Regions from separate parts of the Homo sapiens genome. Here region 1 is linked to region 2. A link is a contact called in ENCODE Hi-C or POLR2A ChIA-PET data. All regions are on one chromosome and are shown on one strand. Each heading gives the region's core, a stretch centred on a gene start or an enhancer-like site at or near the end of the contact. The rest is flanking DNA. Distances are from core to core; before and after follow the strand shown.

Region 1 (6,568 bases), core at 2,552-5,051, 94 kb after region 2:
TGCCCCTGCGCTTAGCACAGGGCCTACCTAGGACGTACATAGTTGATGCTCATCCATGTTTCTTTTTTTTTGAGACGGAGTCTCGCTCTGTCGCCCAGGCTGGGGTGCAGTGGTGCGATCTCGGCTCACTGCAAGCTCCGCCTCCTGGGTTCACGCCATTCTCCTGCCTCAGCCTCCCGAGTAGCTGGGACTACAGGCACCCGCCACCATGCCCAGCTAATTTTTTGTATTTTTAATAGAGACGGATTTTCACCATGTTAGCCAGGATGGTCTTGATCCAACCTCGTGATCCGCCCATCTCAGCCTCCCAAAGTTCTGGGATTACAGGCATGAGCCACCGTGCCCAACCTCATCCATGTTTCTTAAATGGCCTCTCCTGCTTCCCCAGTGTGTTCCTGTTGCTTCTGTAACAAATCACTACAAATTTAGTGGCTTAAAAGAACACCAGGCCAAGGGCACGGTGGCTCATGCCTGTAATCCCAGCAATTTGGGAGGCCGAGGCAGGCTGATTACGAGGTCAGGAGATGGAGACCATCCTGGCTAACACGGTGAAACCCCGTCTCTACTAAAAATAAAAAAAAAAAATTAGCCAGGCGTGGTGGCGGGTGCCTGTAGTCCCAGCTACTCAGGAGGCTGAGGCGGGAGAATGGCGTGAACCCAGGAGGGGGAGTTTGCAGTGAGCCGAGATAGCGCCACTGCACTCCAGCCTGGGCGACAGAGCGAGACTCCGTCTCAAAAAAAAAAAAAAAACACCAGGCTGGGCAGGGTGGCTCATACCTGTTCCCAGCACTTTGGGAGGCCAAGGCGGGCAGATCGCTTGAGGTCAGGAGTTCAAGACCAACCTGGCCAACATGGTGAAACCCCGTCTCCACTAAAAATATAAAAAATCAGCTGGGTGTGGTGGTGGGCACCTGTAATCCCAACTACTTGGGAGGCTAAGGCAGGGAGAATCGCTTGAAGTAGGGAGGAGGAGGTTGCAGTGAGCTGAGATTGTGCCACTACACTCCAGCCTGGGCAACAGAGTGAGACTCCGTCTCAAAAACAACAAAAAAATGAACACCAGATTATTATCTTCTGATCCTGGAGGTCAAAGGTCTAGAAATCAAGGTTTGGGCAGGGCTGCATTCCTCGGGAAGGCTCCAGGGGAGAAACCTTTTCCTTGCCTTGAGAGGCACCCCCTTCCTCCGTCATCACAGCCCCTTCCTCCAACATCAAAGCATCTCACTCCAGCCTCTGCTTCTGTTTCCCTGTCTTGGGATCCTTAATTTACTCATATTTGCAAAGTCTCTTTTGCCATGTAAGGCAACATTCACAGATCCTGGGAATGTGAACATGGACGTCTTTGGAGGTCTGTCATTCAGCCTGCCACATCCAGGTCCCCCACGGTGCTTCATTCAGTCCTAGGTGTGGCCAGTACTCCGGCCTCCTAGCTGCTACTGTGGGCCCAGTGACCTGACTCTTCCTTCCCTCCGCAGGACGAGATTGAGGAGCTGCGGGCCGAGATGCTGGAGATGCGGGACGTCTATATGGAGGAGGACGTGTATCAGCTGCAGGAGCTGCGACAGCAGCTGGACCAGGCCAGCAAGACCTGCCGCATCCTGCAGTACCGGCTGCGCAAAGCCGAGCGCCGCAGTCTCCGTGCCGCCCAGACCGGCCAGGTGGACGGCGAGCTTATCCGTGGTCTGGAGCAGGATGTCAAGGTCAGCCTGGGCTCGGGTGCCCTTGTTGCTGGGATGGGACCACAAGTCTAAGTGGGGCCCAGGTTGGCCTTGCATCTCATTTCCGTGTGTCCATGGCCAAGTTCTACCACCTCTCTGGGCCTCAGTTTCCTCATCTAAGTAGGAATTCCTGGTGAACCCACAGGGCTTCTATCAAGGGTATCCCAAAATGATATCATAATATGAATCCTTCCTACTAGCAGCAGCTACTGTTTTTTTTTTTTCCTTTGAGACAGAGTTTCTCTCTTGTTGCCCAGGCTGGAATGCAATGGCGCGATCTCAGCTCACTGCAACTTCTGCCTCCCGGGATCAAGCGATTTCTCTTGCCTCAGCCTCCCAAGTAGCTGGGATTACAGGCACCTGCCACCACACCCGGCTAATTTTTGTATTTTTAGTAGAGACAGGGTTTCACCATGTTGGCCAGCCTGGTTTCGAACTCCTGACCTCAGGTGATCTGCCCACCTTGGCCTCCCAAAGTGCTGGGGTTACAGGCATGAGCCACTGCGCCTGGCTGAGAAGCTACTGTTTATTGAGTATCAACCACCACCTGGTGCTAGCCTCTAATTGTCCCCGCACAGTTCCATGGGGGTTTCTTTTTCTTCTTGTTTTTTTAGAGACAAGGTCTTGCTCTGTTGCCTAGGTATCAGGCAGTGATGTGATCATAGCTCACTGTAGCCTCCACCTCCTGGGCTACCCCCACCTCAGCTTCCTGAGTAGCTGGGACTACAGGCACACACCACCACACCTGGCTAATTTTTCTATATGTTGTAGAGATGGGGTCTCATTATGTTGCCCAGGCTGGTCTCAAACTTCTGGGCTCAAGTGATCCTCCTGCCTTGGCCTCCCAAAGTGCTGGGATTACAAGGATGAGCCACGGTGTCAGGCAGAGGTTCCTTAATTATGCTAATGAAAAGTAGTGAAGGCCTCGAGACCATCCTGGCTAATACAGTGAAACCCTGTCTCTACTGAAAACACAAAAAATTAGCCAGGTGTGGTGGCAGGCATGTGTAGTCCCAGCTACTCGGGAGGCTGAGGCAGGAGAATGGCGTGAACCCACGAGGCGGAGCTTGCAGTGAGCCAAGATCGTGTCACCACTGCACTCCAGCCTGGGCGACAGAGCGAGACTCCGTCTCAAAAAAAAAAAAACAAAGAGAAGTAGTGAAGGCCTAGAGTTGGTCAAGGCTGGTTTAAATCTTGGCTCCAATATACCTGAACTTTATTATTTTGAGCAAAGTCATCAATTTCAGTGTCCTCATCTGTAAAATGGGTTTGCAGCAATCTCTATCTCACAGGGTTATATGAGGATTAAATGAAATAATGCGGGCTGGGCACAGTGGCTCATGCCTGTAATCCCAGCACTTTGGGAGGCCGAGGCGGGCAGATCACCTGAGGTCAGGAGTTCGAGACCAGCCTGGCCAACATGGTGAAACCCCATCTCTACTAAAAATACACAAATTAGCCGAGTGTGGTGGTTCCCGCCTGTAATCCCAGCTACTCAGGGGCTGAGACAGGAGAATCGCTTGAACCCGGGAGGCGGAGGTTGCAGTGAGCTGAGATCGCGCCACTGCACTCCAGCCAGGGTGACAGAGTGAGACTCCGTCTCAAAAATAATAATAATAATAATAATAATAATAATAATAATAATAATAATGTGGGTAAAATGCCAGCATAAGGACTCAAAAATGTTAGCTATCATTATTTCCATTTTCTTGATGAAGAATCTGAGGTTCAGAGAAAAGCAATACCTGCCGAAGGTCAAGGGGCGCTCAGTGTGTTGGTGGCAGAGCCCAGGCTCATGAGCCTCCCAAGCCTCCAGCTTGGCCTCACTGCTCTCTGCTTCAGGAAGCAGGGGAAGGGTGGGTGGGAGGTTGGCAGGTGGGATGTCCCCCTGCCTGTCTTCGGAAGCTCTGGTCTGGTGGTGAGAACTCCAGGGCCCCCAGGCCCGGCCCTCTGCCCTCAGAACTCAGCCCAGTGTGATCTGGTGACACGAGGAGCTGGGATGGGGCCCTAGGGAGGCTTCCTGCAGGGGTGACTTCTGAGTGAAGGCCCAAGGGAGAAGTGGGCCTGAGCCAGGAAGGGGGAAAGAGGAAGGTGGCAGAAGATGGCTCCTGTGAGGACCCAGGGGAGCGGCAGGATGCGAGTCAGCCACACACTTACCTGGGGAGAAGTCCCTTCTGTTGGAAGACACTGGCAAACTCAAGCCCTATAGCCTTTCCAGTGGAATATAAAAGAAAAACCTTTGTTAAGGGACCAGGGAGAGCCATGGTTTCAAAGGCCAGCAGAACCAGGGGAGGTAAACAGGAGTGCCTGTTCCAGGAAGCTGCTGGCGCCCCCTGTGGTCTTGTTGGTGCACAATGGGATTGTAGTGCTGTCCTACACATGAGGCAACCAATGGTTGTGTCTCCGCCAGAGGTGGAGGCTCATGCCTGTAATCCCAGAATCCCAGCGCTTTGGGAGGCTGAAGTGGGAGGATCGCTAGAGGCCAATAGTTGGAAATCAGGCTGGGCAACATAGCAAGACCCTATCTCTACAAAAAAATAAAAAAAATTAGCAGAGGCTGGGGGTGGTGGCTCACACCTGTAATCCTAGCACTTTGGCAGGCCGAGGCGGATGGATCACCTGAGGTCAGGAGTTCGAGACCAGCCTGGCCAACATGGTGAAACCCCGGCTCTACTAAAAATACAAAATGAGCCGGGTGTGGTGGTACACGCCTGTACTCCCAGCTACTCAGGAGGCTGAGGCAGATGAATCGCTTGAACCTGGGAGGCCGAGGTTGCAGTGAGCTCACACCATTGCAGTCCAGCCTGGGTGACAGAGTGAAACTCTGTCTCAAAAAAAAAAAAAAAAAAAAAAAAAATTAGCTGGGCGTGGTGGCAAGTGCCTATAGTCCCAGCTATATGGGAGGCCAAGGCCAGAGGATTGCTTGAGTCCAGGAGTTAAAGGTTTCAGTGAGCTATGATTGCAGCACTGCACTCCAGCCTGGGCGACAGAGCGACAAGGTCTCTCTCTAAAAGAAAAAAAAGAATGAGTTAGTTTCCAAGTTCAAAGCGTACCTCTACTTGACAGGGCAGCTCCCGGGCATATTCAGATTCCAATCACTGGGTTGGGAGGGGTGGGGGGTGGTGGGGGAAGGCAGTAGGGAGGAGATGGGGAGGGGGAGGGAATAGCTGGAGAAGCTCAGAGGAATCTGCGTTTGGGCATATAGTGGAGGATTTCTGGGAGGGACACAAAAAAATGTCAGACTTCAGAAAGATGAGGAAGAGGCGGAGGAGAGGCTGGGACCTGGAGCTAGCTGCCGGCTGCGGCGCCTCCGTGGGTGGAGCTAGAGCAGCGGCGGCGGCGGCGGGGAGGCGGGTGTGGGGAGCGGGTGTGTGGCTCTCCGGAGTCTGGGCGGAGAGGAGGGGCCGTTTCTGTTGGGGTTTGAATTAGCCAATCAGCATCCCTCTTGCCCTTCCCTCCCTCCTCTCCCCACGCTGCAGCTGGAGCGCTGAGCTCATCTGCGGGCCTGGGGCCTGAGCTGGATGGACACCTCTGGCCACCACCCTGAGCCCCATGTGCTGGGGTCGTTCTGGGGGGTTTTGGGAAGTTATCAGAATGCTGCTTTCCCTGGCATCGTCTTGGAGGGCTTGATGGACCCGAGTGGGGAGGGGGCGGGCGCTGCCTAGGAGGGTACCTCTGGGACTTCCCCAACTTGCTCTGCCAGCTCCGTGGTCCATGCCCTGACTTGCCCCTACCGCTTGGTGCCTCATTTTCCCCTTCTGTTAAATGTGGCTTTTGACCAGCTGAATCCTCAGGGCTTTTGAGCTCCTGTGGTTTTATGGAGCAGAGGGGTATTGGTGGGGTGGGGTGGGGGGTCATGAATAAAACCACAGGCCTCAGTGCCCCCCCCCAACCCCCAGCTCTCCCTCTCTGCTGGTCCTCACCGTTGACAGGACCTACAGAACCTCGGTGGGGCCTTTGCCCAGCATGAGGAGGGCAAGGTCACGGGGCGGAGAGCTGCTGTGCCACGTTTGCTGTGTGGCCTTGGGTAAGTTCCTTCACATCTCTGAGCTTGTTTCCTCATGGAAAATGGAGATAAAATGAGTCCCTCCCTCTAGAGGTTTTTGTGAGGATAAAATGAAATAATTCAAGTGAAGAGAGTATTAAATACTAGGTCTGGAAATAAACATGTATTGGTTGTGGTTTTCTTTTTCTTTTTTTTTTTAAGGCAGGGTCTCACTCTGTCACCCAGGCTGGAGTGCAGTGGTGTGATCTCAGCAACCTCTGCCTCCTGGGTTCCAGCAATTCTCCTACCTCAGCCTCCCAAGTAGCTGGGATTACAGGCATGCGCCACCATGTCCAGCTAATTTTCGTATTTTTAGTAGAGATGGGGTTTCTCTGTGTTGGCCAGGCTGGTCTCTAACTCCTGACCTCAGGTGATCTACCCACGTCGGCCTCCCAAAGTGCTGGGATTACAGGTGTGAGCCACCATGCCTGGTCTGGTTGTGGTTTTCTTATTGCTGAGAAGAACTCACACAGCAAGTATAAGTTCTTCTGAGCAATACATCAGTAGGACTACTAGTAGTAGTAGGCTAGTAGGACTGGTTGGTAGTAGTAGTAGACTAGTAGTCTGGGGGCGAGGGTAGGCCAGGATCTCAGCCTCCCAGGGTGGATAAAAATCACCAGGAGGGCTTGTTCACAACATACATTCCCAGGACCCGTGAGGAGCTGAGACCGGATACAAGGAGGTCAGGTCCAGGGAATCTGGGATCTAAACTCTGGTCTAAAGTGACTCCTGTGGGAAGCCAAGGACACACCAGGAGCACGCCCCCTTCCTCAGATACAGATGTTGCTGGAGAAAATGTTCTGGC
Region 2 (6,829 bases), core at 2,192-4,691:
ACTGTGCCCAGCCCCAAAATTGAGGCTTTTTATTTACCTTGTTGCAATTTATTTATTTTATGTATTCTTAACCACCTCAGATCTTTCCTGGAAAAATAATGAAAGTATCTATAGACAGGTCAGTTGGATTTGTTTTTAAATATTAATTAAAAGCTAACAGGGGCTGGGTGTGGTGGCTCACACCTGTAATCCCAGCACTTTTTTTTTTTTTGAGATGGAGTCTCACTCCGTCGCCCAGGCTGGAGTGCAATGGCACGATCTCAGCTCACTGCAACCTCTGCCTCCAGGGTTCAAGTGATTCTCCTGCCTCAGTCTCCCAAGTAGCTGGGATTACAGGTGCCCACCACCACGCCTGGCTAATTTTTGTATTTTTTAGTAGAGACAGGGTTTCACCACGTTGGCCAGGGTGGTCTTGATTTCTTGACCTCGTGATCCGCCCGCCTCGGCCTCTCAAAATGCTGAGATTACAGGCATGAGCCACCGTGCCCGGCCAATCTCAGCACTTTGGGAGGCCGGGGCAGGCGGATCACTTGAGATCATGAGTTCGAGACCAGCCTGAGCAACATGGTGAAACCCCGTCTCTAGTAAAAATACAAAAATTAGCAAGGCGTGGTGGCGCACGCTGCAGCTACTTGGGAGGCTGAGGCAGGAGAATAGCTTGAACCCGGGAGGCCAAGGTTGCAGTGAACTGAGATAGCACCATTGCACTCCAGCCTGGGTGACAGAGTGAGAATCAGTCTCAAAATAAATAAATAAATAAATAAAAGCTAATGGGTCGGTTGCTGATACAACTAATTATGTATATTTGATTATTTAATTTTTCTGTATTCTCTATTTACTCTGGTACAGAGTTGCTCTTTCAAACCAGATCATTTTCTTACCTGTCAGGAAATGCGTAAGTTAAAAAAGCATTCATAATCTTAGAGAAGGCGATGCCTCTGTTACATACAACTAAGCTGAGACGTTGGTCTGCATTTCCATTATGCAGTGTAGAGCCAGGAGGAAGTGGACAGGGAAGAATAGACAGTCTTTGAGATTTTCATGAAGTACTCACAGTATATTACTTTGGTTTTCTGTTTGTGTAGAAGCATTTTTAGTTAGGCACAACATGTGTCTATACTCAAATGTTCATTCATCAACAAATATTTATCGAACCTTACTAAGCCCTACCAAACCACAAAAAGATAACAATCGCCTCTGTCCTCATGTAGCTCAGAGTTCAGGGGAAAAGAATTTAGGAATGGCTCAGATGGAAGTGCTGGAAGTGCATTTAAGTACTTCATCTCCAATTATGTTGTAAACATTACAAAGCCAGATATTCCTACTTTAAAAAAAAACTGTGGTAAAATACACAGAATAGAAAATACATAGTCTTAAGTGTTTTTTAAGTGTACAGTTTAGTAGGGTTAAATGCATTCACATTGTGCAACCAATCGATTGCCAAAACTCTTATCATCTTACAAAACCAAACTTGCCAAAACTCTTATCATCTTACAAAACCAAACTTGCCAAAACTCTTATCATCTTACAAAACCAAACTTGCCGGGTGCAGTGGCTCACACCTGGAATCCCAGCACTTTGGGAGGCTGAGGCCAGTGGATCACCTGAGGTCAGGAGTTCAAGATCAGCCTGGGCAACATGGCGAAACCCCGTCTCTACTAAAAATACAAAACCAGCCGGGCATGGTGGAGTGTACCTGTAATCCCAGCTACTCCTGAGGTTGCAGTGAGCTGAGATCAGGCCAGTGCACTCCAGCCTGGGCAACACAGCGAGACTCCATCTCAAAAAAAAAAAAAAAAAAACACGAAACTGTATACGTATTAAACAACTCTTCATGTCTCCCCCCGCAACCCCCCGCAACCCCCTAGTAACTACCATTCTACTTTTTTTTTTTTTTTTTTTTTGGAGACGGAGTTTCGCTCTTGTTGCCCAGGCTGGAGTGCAATGGCGCAATCTCGGCTCACCACAACCTCCGCCTCCTCGGTTCAAGTGATTCTCCTGCCTCAGCCTTCCAAGTAGCTGGGATTACAGCCTTCCAAGCAGCCTTCCAAGTAGCTGCCTCAGCCTTCCAAGTAGCTGGGATTACAGCCTTCCAAGTAGCTGGCACCTGCCACCACGCCCAGCTAATTTTGTATTTTTAGTAGAGATGGAGTTTCACCACATTGGCCAGGCTGTTCTTGAACTCCCGACCTCAGGTGATCTGCCCACCTCAGCCTCCCAAAGTGCTGGGATTACAGGCATAAGCCACCGCACCCGGCCCTCTTTTTTTTGTTTATGAATTTGGCTACTCTAGGTACCTCATCTTAGTGAAATCATATAATATTTGTCTTTTTGTCACTGGCTTATTTCACTTAGCATAATTTCCTCAAAGTTCATCTATGTTGTAGCATGTGTCAGTATTTCTTTCCTTTTTTATTTTTTATTTTTTATTTTTAAATTATTTTTTATTTCCTTTTTAAGGTTGAATAATATTTTATCATATGTATCTACCACATTTTGTTTATACATTCATTTGTTGATGGATACCTGTTGCTTTTACCTCTTGGCTATTTTGAGTAGTGCTGCTATGAACATGTCTGTACAAATATATTCTCTTTCTTTTTTTGGGGGGAGGGTGGTGGGGACGGAATCTTGCTCTGTTGCCCAGGCTGGAGTGCAATGGCAAGATCTCGGCTCACTGCAACCTGTACCTCTTGGGTTCAAGCAATTCTCCTGCCTCAGCCTCCCAAATAGCTGGGATTACAGGTACCTGCCACCATGCTGAGCTAATTTTTGTATTTTTTAGTAGAGATGGGGCTTCAACATGTTGGCCAGGCTGGTCTCGAACCCCTGACCTCAAGTGATCTGCCCGCCTCAGCCTCCCAAAGTGCTGGGATTACAGGCGTGAGCCCCTGAGCCCAGCCAATCTTTTCAAGACCTACTTTCGTTATTGTGGGTGTATACCCAGAAGTGAAATTGCTAAATCACTGTGGTAATTCCGTTTTTAATTTTTGTGGAGCACCCATACTGTTTTCCATGGCAGCTACACCATAATACATCCCCACTAACAGTGCACAGGCTTCCAACTTCTTCACATCATGTCCAACACTTGTTATTTTCTGGTTTTCTTTTTTTAATAGTAGCTATCCTAAGGGGTGTGAAGTGGTATCTCACTGTGGTTTTGATGTGCATTCCTCTAATGATTGGTGATATTGAGCCAGAGGTCCTGCTTTTGGGATTCCGTTTGTGTGTGTTCCTGCCTAGTTCTGAAATATACTGTTCAGTAAAGTTGCCCTAAAGGTATGTTAGAATGTTTAAGGAAACATACTGAAGTTCTTGAGGACCAGAACTATCACTCCTCTTGCAAACAGAAAAGTGACTTTTTGTGTTTTTGCTCTGCAGGGTGGGGTATCTAGCAGGATGTCTAGTTCACGCACTGGGTGAAAAACAACCAGAGCTGCAGATAAGTGAACGAGATGTTCTCTGTGTTCAGATTGCTGGACTTTGTCATGATCTCGGTAAGCTGTACAAAGAGACAAAGTTGTTATGTAAAATCATAACATATGTTACCTCTCTTTGACGTTAAAAAATCAGATCAACCAAGAGAATATGGAAATTGTATTTTAATTCTTCAGTTGATGTTAGTATAAATGTACTGTTGCTTCTTCCTAGAATGATTCATAAGTAGAAAACATTGCTATTTTATTTTCTTGGCAACTTTCAGTGAATTTCTCATGTTAAACATCTTTGCTAAAGTGGTTTTTTTGTTGTTGTTTTTTTTTTGAGACAGAGTTTTGCTCTGTTGCCCACGCTGGAGTGAGTGGCTCATTATCGGTTCACTGCAACCTCCGCTTCCTGGTTTCAAGCAATTCTCGTGCCTCAGCCTCCCGAGTAGCTGGGATTACAGGCATGCACCACCATATCCAGCTAATTTTTGTATTTTTAGCAGAGACGGGGTTTCACCATGTTGGCCAGGCTGGTCTCGAACTCCTGACCTCAGGTGATCCACCAGCCTCAGCCTCCCAAAGTGCTGGGATTACAGGCATGAGCCACCGTGCCCGGCCATCATGTTTACTACAGGTTATATGAAAGGGCTTTTTGCTAGTGAGTTTTTCTTACTACTGCTTTTAGGATGATATGTGAATTTTATTTTTCTTTTATCCTTCTTATGCTTATTTTTTTTTTTTTTTTTGGTCTTTTTTTTTCTTCCTTTTTGTGGAGAACAGGATCTCGCTATATTGCCCAGGCAGGTCTCGAACTCCTAGGCTCAAGCTATCCTCCCGCCTCTCCTCCCTGAGAGCTGGGATTACAGGTGTAAGCCACCGCGCCTGGCCTTGTCCTTCTTATCAAATAAAATCACCATTTTTCCTTCGGTTATTTGGTGAAATCCATTTTTTTTCATATTTATAATCTCTAATCTGCCCAAGTGGATTAACACATTTAGAGAACTCCTTGTCTTTTCTGATCCATGTGAGGTCTTAGGCCACTTTAATCCAAGCAAAAGAATATAATCCTTTTCCTGTGACAAAGAGAAAGGGGACTGTCCCATTTATTTTTTTATTTTTGAGATGGAGTCTTGCTCTGTCACACAGATTGGAGTGCAGTTGGCACTATCTTGGCTCACTGCAACCTCCGCCTCCTGGGTTCAAGTGATTCTTCTGCCTCAGCCTCCCGAGTAGCGCCTGGCTAATTTTTTTCTATTTTTAGTAGAGATGCAGTTTCATCATGTTGTTGAAACTGGTCTCGAACTCCTGACCTCAAGTGATTCACCTCCCTTGGCCTCCCAAAGTGTTGGGAATACAGGCATAAGTCACCACGTTGGGCCGGGACTGTTCCTTTTAAATCATGGGGGTTTTTACCTCTATCCTTATAGTTTATTCCTACTTATTCAGGGACTCTGAGAGTTTGTGTGTACCCTCAGGGCAGGGGAAGGGAGGTGCATGCCACTGTTTGGATAGCCAGATACTTAAAGCAAGTAGGCACTCTTTTTATGTCCCCCGGAGACTTACAAAGAACCAATACCAGCCCCTAGATGATAAATTTGATGGATTCTTGGTATTTTGAGGGAGAATCATTGGGAAACCTTTGCCAGTCCCCAGGAGCCTGAGCACTGCATTAGCGAGCCTTTATGTGTAGCCTGTGACTTGCAAAGCAGGGCCAAGGCTAGTCTAGGTAGACTTCCCTCTCCAGTTAAGTGGCTCACTTCTTTTTTTTTTTTTTTCAGATGGAGTCTCGCTCTGTTGCCCAGGCTGGAGTGCAATGGTACGATCTTGGCTCACCACAACCTCCACCTCCCAGGTTCAAGCCATTCTCCTGCCTCAGCCTCCCAAGTAGCTGGGACTACAGGCACATGCCACCATGCCCAGCTAATTATTATAGTTTTAGTAGAGATGAGGTTTCACCATATTGGTCAGGCTGGTCTCAAACTCCTGACCTCAGGTGATCCACCCGCCTCAGCCTCCCAAAGTGCTGAGATTACAGGCATGAGCCACCACACCCGGCCAAAGATAGATTTTTTTAAGCTTGAGAGTTATAAGAGAAATTCTAATTTTTTCTTCCTGCACCCCAGTGGATTTTCTTTTTTTTTTTTCCCGAGACAGAATCTCGCTCTGTTGCCCAGGCTGGAGTGCAGTGGCGCAATCTCGGCTCACTGCAACCTCCGCCTCCCGGGTTCAAGCGATTCTCCTGCCTCAGCCTCCTGAGTAGGTAGTATTACAGGCGCCTGCCACCACACCCGCCTAATTTTTGTATTTTTAGTAGAAACAGGGTTTCACCATCTTAGCCAGGCTTGTCTTGAACTCCTGACCTCGTGATCTACCCGCCTCGGCCTCCCAAAGTGCTGGGATTACAGGCATGAGCCACCGCGCCCAGCCCCTTTTTTTTTCTTTTGAGATGGAGTCTTGCTCTGTCACCCAGGCTGGGGTGTAGTGGTGTGATCTTGGCTCACTGCAAGCTCCGCTTCCCAGGTTCACGCCATTCTCCTGTCTCAGCCTCCCGAGTAGCTGGGACTACAGGTGCCCGCCACCAAGCCCGGCTAATTTTTTGTATTTTTAGTAGAGACAGGGTTTTTACCATGTTGGCCGGGCTGGTCTCGAACTCCTGACTCAAAGTGATCCACCCACCTCAGCCTCCCAAAGTGCTGGGATTACAGGCATGAGCCACCACACCTGGCCCTAGTGGATTTTCTTGAAACTGCTATTTTAATCCAGATATTTTCAATCTGAAGATTTCAAAAAGTTTTTGGCATTAACATTCTTTTTAGTTACACAGAATTGTCCATTTATCAAGCCCTGTGTGGTGGTGCATGCTTGTAGTCCCAGCTATTCAGGTGGCTGAGGCAGGAGGATGACTTGAGGTCAGGAGTCCAAGGCTGCAGTGCATAATGATCATGCTTGTGAATAGCCACTGCACTCCAGCCTGAACAACATAGCAAGACTCTGTCTCTTCAAAAAACAACAAAAACTGCCCTTTTATCAGATTTATGTAAAACCTGGTGACTGGAGACTGCTCGATGGAGAGCTTACTTTTCCATGTTTCTGCTTCCTGTTCTCCTGTTTTAGAAATAGGAAGAAAGGGTTTGTCCCTTTTTGTGATTGTATTTTTAGATTATTAATTTCTTTTGCTATTCAAGTTAAACTAAAAAGATTAAAGAATTCAGTTTGGCTGAGTGTGGTGGCTCACGCCTGTAATCCCAGCACTTTGGGAGGCTGAGACGGGCGGATCACCTGAGGTCGGGAGTTCGAGACCAGCCTGACCAACGTAGAGAAACTCCATCTCTACTAAAAATACAAAATTAGCTGGATGTGGTTGCACACGCCTGTAATCCCAGCTACTCGGTAGCCTGAGGCAG

The links. Hi-C counts contacts between places; a loop is a spot of excess contacts on that map. ChIA-PET counts read pairs that join two places held with the same protein, here RNA polymerase II (POLR2A). Pooled maps may share reads with other maps.
Region 1: POLR2A ChIA-PET joins it to region 2 with 12 read pairs in activated CD4-positive, alpha-beta T cell. The contact joins two enhancer-like sites. A Hi-C loop is called at or near these places in 6 of 50 pooled maps. POLR2A ChIA-PET finds 5 or more read pairs at or near these places in 5 of 52 experiments (Caco-2, Panc1, activated CD4-positive, alpha-beta T cell and 2 more).

The regions. Positions count from the first base shown.
Region 1 is chr20:36,834,349-36,840,916 of GRCh38, reverse strand. MTCL2 (microtubule crosslinking factor 2) reads left to right here. Exons shown (of 15, transcript NM_080627.4): 2 at 1,476-1,700. Among named protein-coding and RNA genes, the nearest start is that of MTCL2, 26 kb to the left of the region's middle. RefSeq lists a silencer at 4,925-5,214 and an enhancer at 5,445-5,504. Within about 2 kb of position 3,801, at least 24 of the 41 ENCODE cell types and tissues checked have a DNase peak (open chromatin) inside an H3K27ac peak, as active enhancers do.
Region 2 is chr20:36,927,428-36,934,256 of GRCh38, reverse strand. SAMHD1 (SAM and HD domain containing deoxynucleoside triphosphate triphosphohydrolase 1) reads left to right here. Exons shown (of 16, transcript NM_015474.4): 5 at 3,382-3,497. Among named protein-coding and RNA genes, the nearest start is that of SAMHD1, 21 kb to the left of the region's middle. Within about 2 kb of position 3,441, at least 5 of the 41 ENCODE cell types and tissues checked have a DNase peak (open chromatin) inside an H3K27ac peak, as active enhancers do.